2 separate regions of the Homo sapiens genome follow, and region 1 is linked to region 2. Evidence: read pairs that join two places in POLR2A ChIA-PET (ENCODE). Cell type or tissue: HepG2. All regions are shown on one strand. Each heading gives the region's core, and the rest is flanking DNA. Links, peaks and the distances in the headings are about the cores only. Region 1 has its middle 11 kb from the start of IFI6. Region 2 holds the start of LOC105376892 (a long non-coding RNA gene).

Evidence for each region. Peaks named below come from ENCODE experiments on the same cell type or tissue, not always from the same donor. Only the 100,000 strongest peaks of a DNase experiment are listed, where the experiment ranks them.
Region 1: POLR2A ChIA-PET joins it to region 2 with 5 read pairs; 5 of 35 experiments call an interaction of 5 or more read pairs at or near these places.

What each region holds. Positions count from the first base shown.
Region 1 is chr1:27,680,546-27,684,928 of GRCh38, forward strand. No RefSeq gene overlaps it. Among named protein-coding and RNA genes, the nearest start is that of IFI6, 11 kb to the left of the region's middle. RefSeq lists an enhancer at 1,913-2,207. In HepG2, for the core only: no CTCF peak of the experiment used is centred there; a DNase peak (open chromatin) is centred at 1,986.
Region 2 is chr1:27,520,397-27,524,779 of GRCh38, forward strand. LOC105376892 (a long non-coding RNA gene) reads left to right here and starts at 2,091. Exons shown (of 2, transcript NR_188658.1): 1 at 2,091-2,150. RefSeq lists an enhancer at 2,412-2,994. In HepG2, for the core only: a CTCF peak has its summit at 2,872; DNase peaks (open chromatin) are centred at 465, 2,335 and 2,875; H3K4me3 peaks cover 1,763 bases.

The sequences.
Region 1 (4,383 bases), core at 222-4,221, 160 kb after region 2:
GCACCCTCTGAAGCCACAGCTGGAGTGGCTGGGACACAGGGCACCAAGTCCCTAGGCTGCATACAACTTGGGGACCCTGGGCCCAGCTGATGAAACCACTTTTTCCTCCTAGGCCTCCAGGCCTGTGATGGGAGGGGCTGCCACAAATGTCTCTGACATGCCCTGGAGACATTTTTCCCATTGTCTTGGTGATTAACACTCAGTTCCTTGTTACTTATGCAAATTTCTGCAGCCAGCTTTAATTTCTCCTCAGAAAATGGGATTTTCTTTTCTTTTCTTTTTTCTTTTTCTTTTTCTTTCTTTCTTTCTTTCTTTTTTTTTTTTTTTTTTTTTTTTTTTGAGATGGAGTTTCACTCTTGTTGTCCAGGCTAGAGTGCAATGGCATGATCTCAGCTCACTGCAACCTCTGCCTTCTGGGTTCAAGCGATTCTCCTGACTCAGCCTCCTGAGTAGCTGGGATTACAGGCATGCGCCACCACGCCTGGCTAATTTTGTATTTTTAGTAGAGTCGGGGTTTCTCCATGTTGGTCAGGCTTGTCTTGAACTTCCAACCTAATGTGATCCGCTTGCCTCGGCCTCCCAAAGTGCTGGGATTACAGGTGTGAGTCACCGTGCCTGGCCTGGATTTTCTTTTCTATTGCATTGCCAGGTTGCAAATTTTCCAAACTTTAATGCACTCCTCAAATTTTGTTTACAGTATTTCCCTTTTGAAACTGAATGCCTTTAACAGCACCCAAGTCACCTCAGAAAATGGGATTTTCTTTTCTATTGCATTGTCAGGCTGCAAATTTTCCAAACTTTAATGCACCCCTCAAATTTTGTTATAGTGTTTCCCTTTTGAAACTGAATGCCTTTAACAGCACCCAAGTCACCTGTTGAATGCTTTGCTGCTTAGAAATTTCTTCCACCAGATACCCTAAATCATCTCTCTCAAGTTCAAAGTTTCACAAATCTCTAAGGCAGGGGCAAAATGCCGCCAGTCTCTTTAACATAACAAGAGTCACCTTTACTTCAGTTCTCAACAAGTTCCTCATCTCCATTTGAGAACACATCAGCCTGGACCTTATTGTTCATATCACTATCAGCATTTTAGTCAAAGCCATTCAACAAGTCTCTAGGAAGTTCTAAATTTCCCACATTTTCCTGTCTTCTTCTGAGCCCTCCAAACTGTTCCAACCTCTGCCTGTTACCCAGTTCCAAAGTAGCTTCCACATTTTCGGGTATCTTTTCAGCAACGCCCCACTCCTGGTACCAATTTACTGTATTAGTCCATTTTCATGCTGCTGATAAAGACATACCCAAGACTGGGCAATTTACAAAAGAAAGAGGTTTAATGGACTTACAGTTCCGTATGACTGGGGAGGCCTCACAATCATGGCGGAAGGCAAGGAGAAGCAAGTCATATCTTATGTGGATGGTGGCAGGCAAATAGAGAGCTTGTGTAGAGAAACTCCCATTTTAAAAACCATCAGATCTTGTGAGACCCATTCACTATCATGAGACCAGCATGGGAAAGACCTGCCCCCATGATTCAATCATCTCACACTAGGTCCCTCCCACAACATGTGGGAATTATGGGAGCTATAAGATAAGATTTGAGTGGGGACACAGAGCCAAACCATATCACCTGGCTAATTAATTTTTTTTACTTTTTGTAGAGACAGGGTCTCGCTTTGTTTCCCAGGCTGATCTCAAACTCCTGGCCTCAAGCAATCCTCCCACCTTGGCCTCCCAAAGTGCTGGGATTACAAGTGTGAGCCACCATGCCTGGCCTTACATTTTTCACACACAATTGGTGCATAGGTACAGCAATTTGATTGGTTTATGCAGTGTTTCTTTTTGGAATGGGTGCATTTAAAATTTTTTACAGAGGGTGTAATAGTCATGGGTTTTCTGTTATCTGGTCTAGGCAAAGCAGGACAACAATGGGGAAGTTAATCTACACAAAGGGTCATTCATTAGGAAGAAGGGTGGTTTTTATTCCTGACATCATGTAACTCTCTTAGTCATTGTACAGAATAAGACAAACAAGAAAGCGAGTTAATCTATAATCTGAGAAACGGAAGTAGTAACCATATGAGACTCAGATTAAAGGAGGAGACCACCCCTCATATTGTCTAATTTCTACCTCCAAAGAGAGAAGTAAAAACTCAAAGGCAGAAATGAAATCCACAGGCAGACAGCCCAGCGCCATGCCCTGGGCCTGGTTAAAGATTGACCCCTGACCTAACAGGTTATGTTATCTATAGATTCCAGATATTGTATGGAAAAGCACTGTGAAAATCCCTGTCCTGTTCTGTTCCGATCTGATTACCAGTGCCTGCCACCCCCAGTCACATACCCCCTGCTTGCTCAATCGATCATGACCCTCTCACATGGACCTCCTAAGAGTTGTAAGCCCTTAAAAGGGACAGGAATTGCTCACTTGGGGAGCTCGGTTTTTGGAGATGTGAGTCTTGCCGAAGCTCCCAGCCGAATAAAGCCCTTCCTTCTTTAACTCAGTGTCTGAGGGGTTTTGTCCGTGGCTTGTCCTGCTACAAGATCACAGTCACATCTCTCTCAAAGCTTAAGGTGTTTGTGGGGTTCCAACAAGGTTTACATTTTATTTATTTTCACACTTCTTTGATCAACAGAGCAGCCTTCCAAACAGAATGTTGTCCATTCACCTTGGAACTGCCATCCACAAACCAAGCTGTTTGCTGGCCAGTTGAGAGCCGTTATGGGACACTGTAGAAGCCAGCAGCTCCTCACGCAAACCAGTCCTAGCAGAAAAGAGGCTCCTTTCTTTTATCTCCTCCTGGCACTCCCCAGGTAGCATGCTTCTGTATAAGCCATTTCCATTTTGTTATGGAACTCTTCTGGACACTGCTGTCTCTATTTGAGTGTTTCTGTGACATCACCTGAGATCGCATGGGTATTTCAGGTGTCAAGATCATTTTATGTCCTTCAGTCACAGGGGTAGCTTCAGTTAATGTCCCGTAACAAGTTAGTAAGTGCCCCTCAAGTGGAAATTGTCTAGTCCAAAATCTCAGTAGTCTTTGCTTGCAGGTGCTCACAGCCTTTTCTCTTCTTCTTCTTCTTTTTTTTTTTTTTCTGAGACAGAGTCTTGCTGTGTTGCTCAGGCTGGAGTGCAGTGGCACCATCTCTGCTCACTGCAACCTCTGCCTCACCTCTCGGGCTCAAGCAATTCTCCTGCCTTAGCCTCCCGAGTAGCTGGGATTACAGGCACCCACCACCACTCCTGGATAATTTTCAAATTTTTAGTGGAGATGCGGTTTCCCCATGTTGGCCAGGCTGGTTTTGAACTCCTGACCTCAGATGATCCTCTTGCCTTGTCCTCCCAAATTGCTGGGATTACAGGTATGAGCCACCATGCCCAGCCACTCATAGGCTTTTGTCATAGCCCCAGCAAATGCTCCACAAAGAGCTATCGAATGGAGAACTTGTCCCTATCAGCACTCCAGCTTCTACTCTACAGTGTGGGCTTGGGTTTCCATTTAGCATGTCCAACTAAAATTTCCAGAAGGGTGGATTTACATGCCTTCTGTTTTACAGTTCTAGGTAGAGGGAACAACCCTGTCATATACAATGCCCATTTCCATAAAACATTAGGTAAAGGAGACACAACCACTTTACATTAAGCCTTTACGTAAAGCCTGTTTAGACATTCCCACTTTCAGAATCCTGTTGACCAAGTATATTTTTATGTCCCGGGAACTTCTCTTCTCCACCCCCTCCCCAGACCATTTTATTCTCTCTTGGGCAATAAGTGTTTAGGTCCTTAGCCAGAGGCCAGGCCAGGAGACTCTGGCCTCTCTGTCAATCTTCCCTTGATTAACCAGTCTGACCATCACCCCAGGCAATTCCAGGTAGGGTTTCTTATTGTAAATCTTTACCTTCCTGCTTTTAAAATTCCACCAAACTGGAGGAAATAGAGCAAACTGGTTTGGGGCCTTTAATGTTGAAGACCATCAGAGACTCTCTTTGGTCCACCCAACCTTCAATAGTGTTGTATTAAGACATTTATTTTGGCCACGCGCAGTGGCTCATGACTGTAATCCCAGCACTTTGGGAGGCCGAGGCTGGCAGATCACCTGAAGTCAGGAGTTCAAGACTACCCTGGCCAACATGCCAAAACCCCATCTCTACTAAAAATACAAAAATTAGCCAGGCGTGGTGGCAGGTCCCTGTAATCCCAGTTACTTGGGAAGCTGAGGCAGGAGAATTGCTTGAACCCAGGAGGCAGAGGTTACAGTGAGCTGAGATCATGCCACTGCACTCCAGCCTGGGTGACAGAGCGAGACTCTGTCTCAAAAAAAAAAAAAAAAAAAAAAAAAAGACATTTGTTTTCACTGCATTAATTTCCTTTTTTAAAACCTCATT
Region 2 (4,383 bases), core at 208-4,207:
GCAGGTTGAAGACTTTCTTTCCTTCTCTCCTTCAGACCTTTGTTCCTCCATCTGTGTGTCTATCCATCCGGCCTGCAAACTCTCTCCAAGCCCTTCCCTTTTGCGGGACCTCAGAGAGGATGCAGATCCCACCCCAAACTAAAGGTGAGGCAGAGACCCAATTCCAGGGCTCTGGACACCTGAGGCACACCCATGGCTGGCTGGGGACCTTGGCACAGCTGCCTCCTCCCTCGGTCACTCCTTAGGCAACACTCCAAGCTGAAAAGGCCCTTGGAGATCATCTCCTCCTTTCCACGACAGCCAGCCAGATGAAGAAACTGAGGCCTGGAGAGCCCAAGATCCCATAGCAGTTCTGTTTTTGAGCTGACAATGTACCAATTATGCGGGCCTGCTGGGGAGGCGGCTTTTGGCTCTCCCGGCCCTGCTGACAGCTGTGTTCCCAGTGGCAGCTGGAATGCTGGTGGGAGGCCTGTCTGGCCTTTGCACCCTGACTCCCCAGGGCAGAGCCAGGTGGCTCTAGTGGGGCCCAGGGCTGGGAGGTGGTGTGGGCAGACAACCCTGAAGGGTGAGTTGGGGCATGGGATGGCTGGAAGAGAAGGGAGGCAGTACTGATTTTGGAGACTAAAGCAGAAGCCCTGAGGTCTTGTTCCAGCTCTGTCACTCTCTTGCTGGGTAACCTTGGGTGGATTGTTTGACCTCTCTGAACCTTAGTTTTCTTATTTATAAAATGGTGCTAATTTTGTAGATTGAAAACCTTTTATCAATAGTTGTAGCCATACAGAGGTGAAGAATTTTTATTGTTGGGCTGAAAGGCTAAGATTCCAGAGGGGAAGGGACTAGCCCGAGGCCACAGAGCACTGAATTGGATGCAAGGATTTGGACCTGGAGGAGTGTCCAGTCCATACTATCCACTTGCTGAAGGGGCAAATAGAGCCAGAGAAGGGGAGCAAGTTCCCCAAGGTCACTCCGTGAGTCTGGGGCCAGTGTGGGCCCAGAGCCAGGCTGTGCACGAGGTCCCCTGCCCAGCTGCCTCGCTTGCTCATCCAGCCCCCTTGGTTTTGTCTCCCCCAGTGAGTGGGCGCAGAACGGGCCCAGCTTCCTTCCTGCCGCCCTGCCTGCCGTCTGCCACGTTGGCATCCACCCTCAGCCTTCTCGCCCCTGCTGCTGCTGCTGCTGATGCGGCATCAGCCGAGACCAACCCGCCGAGAGTTTGCCCAGAGCAGTCAGGGCTGCCGGAGCCGGGGCTGGGCTGGCTGGCTGACTCTGCCAGACAGGAGGGAGCGAGCCAGCCGGTGGAGGGAGGGAACAAGGGCTGAGCCAGCCCCCAGCCTTCCCAGCCCTTCCCCACCCTCGCCGGCCAAGGGAAGGAGGCAGGAAGCTGGGGTTGGGGGCCAGGGGACTGCAGTGTCTGAGAATGAGGTTCCGATAGCTGGGTCTGTCTGTGGGAGCATGCACACATATGTGTGTGCATGGAAGAGCACGTTGGGGTGGTTTGTGAGTCTGTGTTTGCCTCAATGTGCACAGGTGATGATGCTATGTGTGTGGGTTTGTGCCGACATCGGGGGCCACTGTGTGTTTGTGTAAGCACAAGGGAAAGCTGTATGCCCTGAGTTTGAACGCAGGCCTGTGTACAGAGACGTGCGAGATCTAGCAGTGTGTGCACATGGTAGCAGATGGGCACCACGTCAGTGCCAATAAATCTTTGTATGCACAAAAGAGTCGGTACATGTGCCTGAGTTTGTGTATGTCACATCTGGGTGTGTTGGGAGCCCCTGTGATTTTATGGTGTACAAGAGGATAACAGCATAACTGTGGGTTTGAGCTTGTCTGTGTATGTGCAAGGGACAGTGTGTGTGCAGAAGGGAACTCTGCAGGTGGCTGGGATTTTGTGCATGTCTTGTGCCCAGGAAGGCACAGTACTGGTGGTGTGGGCTAGTCCAAATGTCCAGAGGATGGGTATGGGCGCCTCTGTGCCCAACAGACTTTGTCTGTGTGGTTGTTGAGAGTGACTCAGGGGAACACTGTGTGACTGTATATGCTTGGCTGTGTGTACAGGGAACAGGCAGCACAGGCATTGTGTTTCTGTGGTTGCATTTACACAGGGCGGTGGCGGCGGCGGTGGTGGTGATGGTGACGGTGCTGTGCTACAGGTTTGCACTTGTTTCTCTATGTGGCAAGGCCCTGCGTGTGACTGCGTTTGTGCGTGTCTGTGAGCACGGTGCGCTGGAAACTGCGTGCTTGGGTCTGTGGCAGGCTGAATGGAGGAGGGCGGAGGGAGTCCATGGCTATGTTTGTACTTGTCTGTGAGCCCGGGGTCAGATGCGCTCCATGTGCTACCTCCTGTGTGCACAGGTGGCCGCTGTGTCCAACCGTGTCTTTGTGTGTTTCGGGTTGCCTGAATGTGCACAGGCGGAGGACATGGAGGGGGGGATTTGAGTGCGTGCCTGTGCAGGCCCCTTTAACGTGGCAAGTCTAAGAAATGTCGGCCTTCTTGGCAGCGAATCTGGGCTTGGTTCCACTGGGGGCGTCTGCAGAGAGGGGCTCTTAGAAGGGACGTGCTTGAGCGAGAGAGACAGGAAGGGAAGGGGGGGCCAGCCCCAGCTCGGGGTTTCCAGGAGGGAAAGCCAGACATTGGAACTTGTCAACGCTACCTCCTTCCCTGCCCCCACCTTCCACTGCTGCCTCCCCTCCTGGCGCCTGAAGGCTGCTGGCAGACGGACAGACAGACAGACAGTGCACACATAGACTGGCTCATAGGCACAGAGCCCAAACCTGAGCCCCTAAATGCACAAGCCTGGACACTGAGGTCCAGAGAGGGCAAAGGAAGTAGCTGAGTCTCGGAGGAGCACATGTGTTTATGCATGTTGGGGGCAGGGGGTGCTGTTGGCCTCTGGTGCTTCAACCCAGACTGGAGCCCAGGCCTAGGGCGGGGAAGAGGCTGTGGAGAGCCTCTGGGGAGGGGCTTTTATGGCTCTAACCAGGCCCTCAAGGCCCCCAGCTCCTCTCCCTGTTTATACAACTGCTGCAGTGTCTTTGAGAGTCCTGTTGCCTCAAAAAAACACCTACCGCAACTCCCTGTTTGTACAGAGGCAGAAAAGACCCAGAGAGGAGCAGCAGCTGATCCAGGGTCACACAGCAGAACCAGGACTGGAATCCAGGGCTCCTTCTCCTAGCTGTGCATGTTGGCCCATGGGCCACTTAGTCTTATCTTTCCCTTGGTCCATTTATCTTTTCTTCCTCCCAGGTCTTCGGGATATGACAACGACCTCTTTTTTGTGTTGCTTTTGTTGCCCAAGTGATATGTCTGTCTGCCTGTTAGTCCATCTGTTTGTCACAGGGCTTCAATACCCTCTGGCAGAATACGGAAGAGAAGAGGGCTTGGTTTTTGGCCAAGGGCTATTGGAGAGATAGGGGTGGGATGGGGAGACAGAGAAACAGAACGAAAGGAATTTGAGACGAGAGGAAGGAGGAGAGAAGAGCAAGGGGAGGGCACTGGCGGCAGAGCTGAGAAGCCCAGGCTGCCCTTTACCTCCACCTCCAGCCTGGGCACAGGGGCGAGCTCTGAGCTCAGAGACTCTGAGTCCTGCCTCTTGGGGCCTTGGGGAGAGGACCCCAGGGCTCCTGTAGGGTCTGGGCCCAACCCCCAAACCCTGGGGGCAGCTGGGTTGGAGTCCTGGGGTCAGTATTCGGGGTGCAGGTGTGGGGTGCAGTGACCGAACTGCCCTCATGGGAAAAGGAGGGAGGGGATTGCAGGTACCTAGGGGGCATGAACCTGGGCATGCGTTGACTTAGTGTGTGTGGTCTCTTTGCAGCAGGGTTGTTGAGAGTGTGCGTGAGGTTGCGAGTACGCTAGGACTCTGTGTGGACACCTATGAACATACATGACCCAGTGGCAGACAAGCTGGGATTTCAGTGGGGAGGGGAAGGACTGCAGGAATGTGTGTCTATGACCGGCAGGGAGTGGTTGTCTATGTGTGGAAGGATTTGTGTGAACCTGCCTTACATGTTCTTGGGGAGGCTGTATCCTGTGTATGTAGGCAGGTGAACTGTATAGCTCTGTACAATTGTGTGTGGTGTGTGTGTGTGTGTGTGTGTGTGTGTGTGTGTCTGGATGAATATGTACCATGTGTTTGAATTGCTTAAGTATTTACATGTTAAATGTGTAACTGCATATAAGTGTGGATGTGTATACATGTTTGTAATTGTCTTGAGGTATATGTGTGGAGTTACCTGTATGAGTCTTGCCTGTAGGTTGTGTGTGCAGTTGTGTGTATTTGTGGAGCAGTGAATATTAGGAAGCTGTTCACATGTGCGGTTGTGTATTTTGGGGGATTAGGTTATATGTGTCGTTCTTTTTGGATGGAGTTTCACTCTTGTCACCCA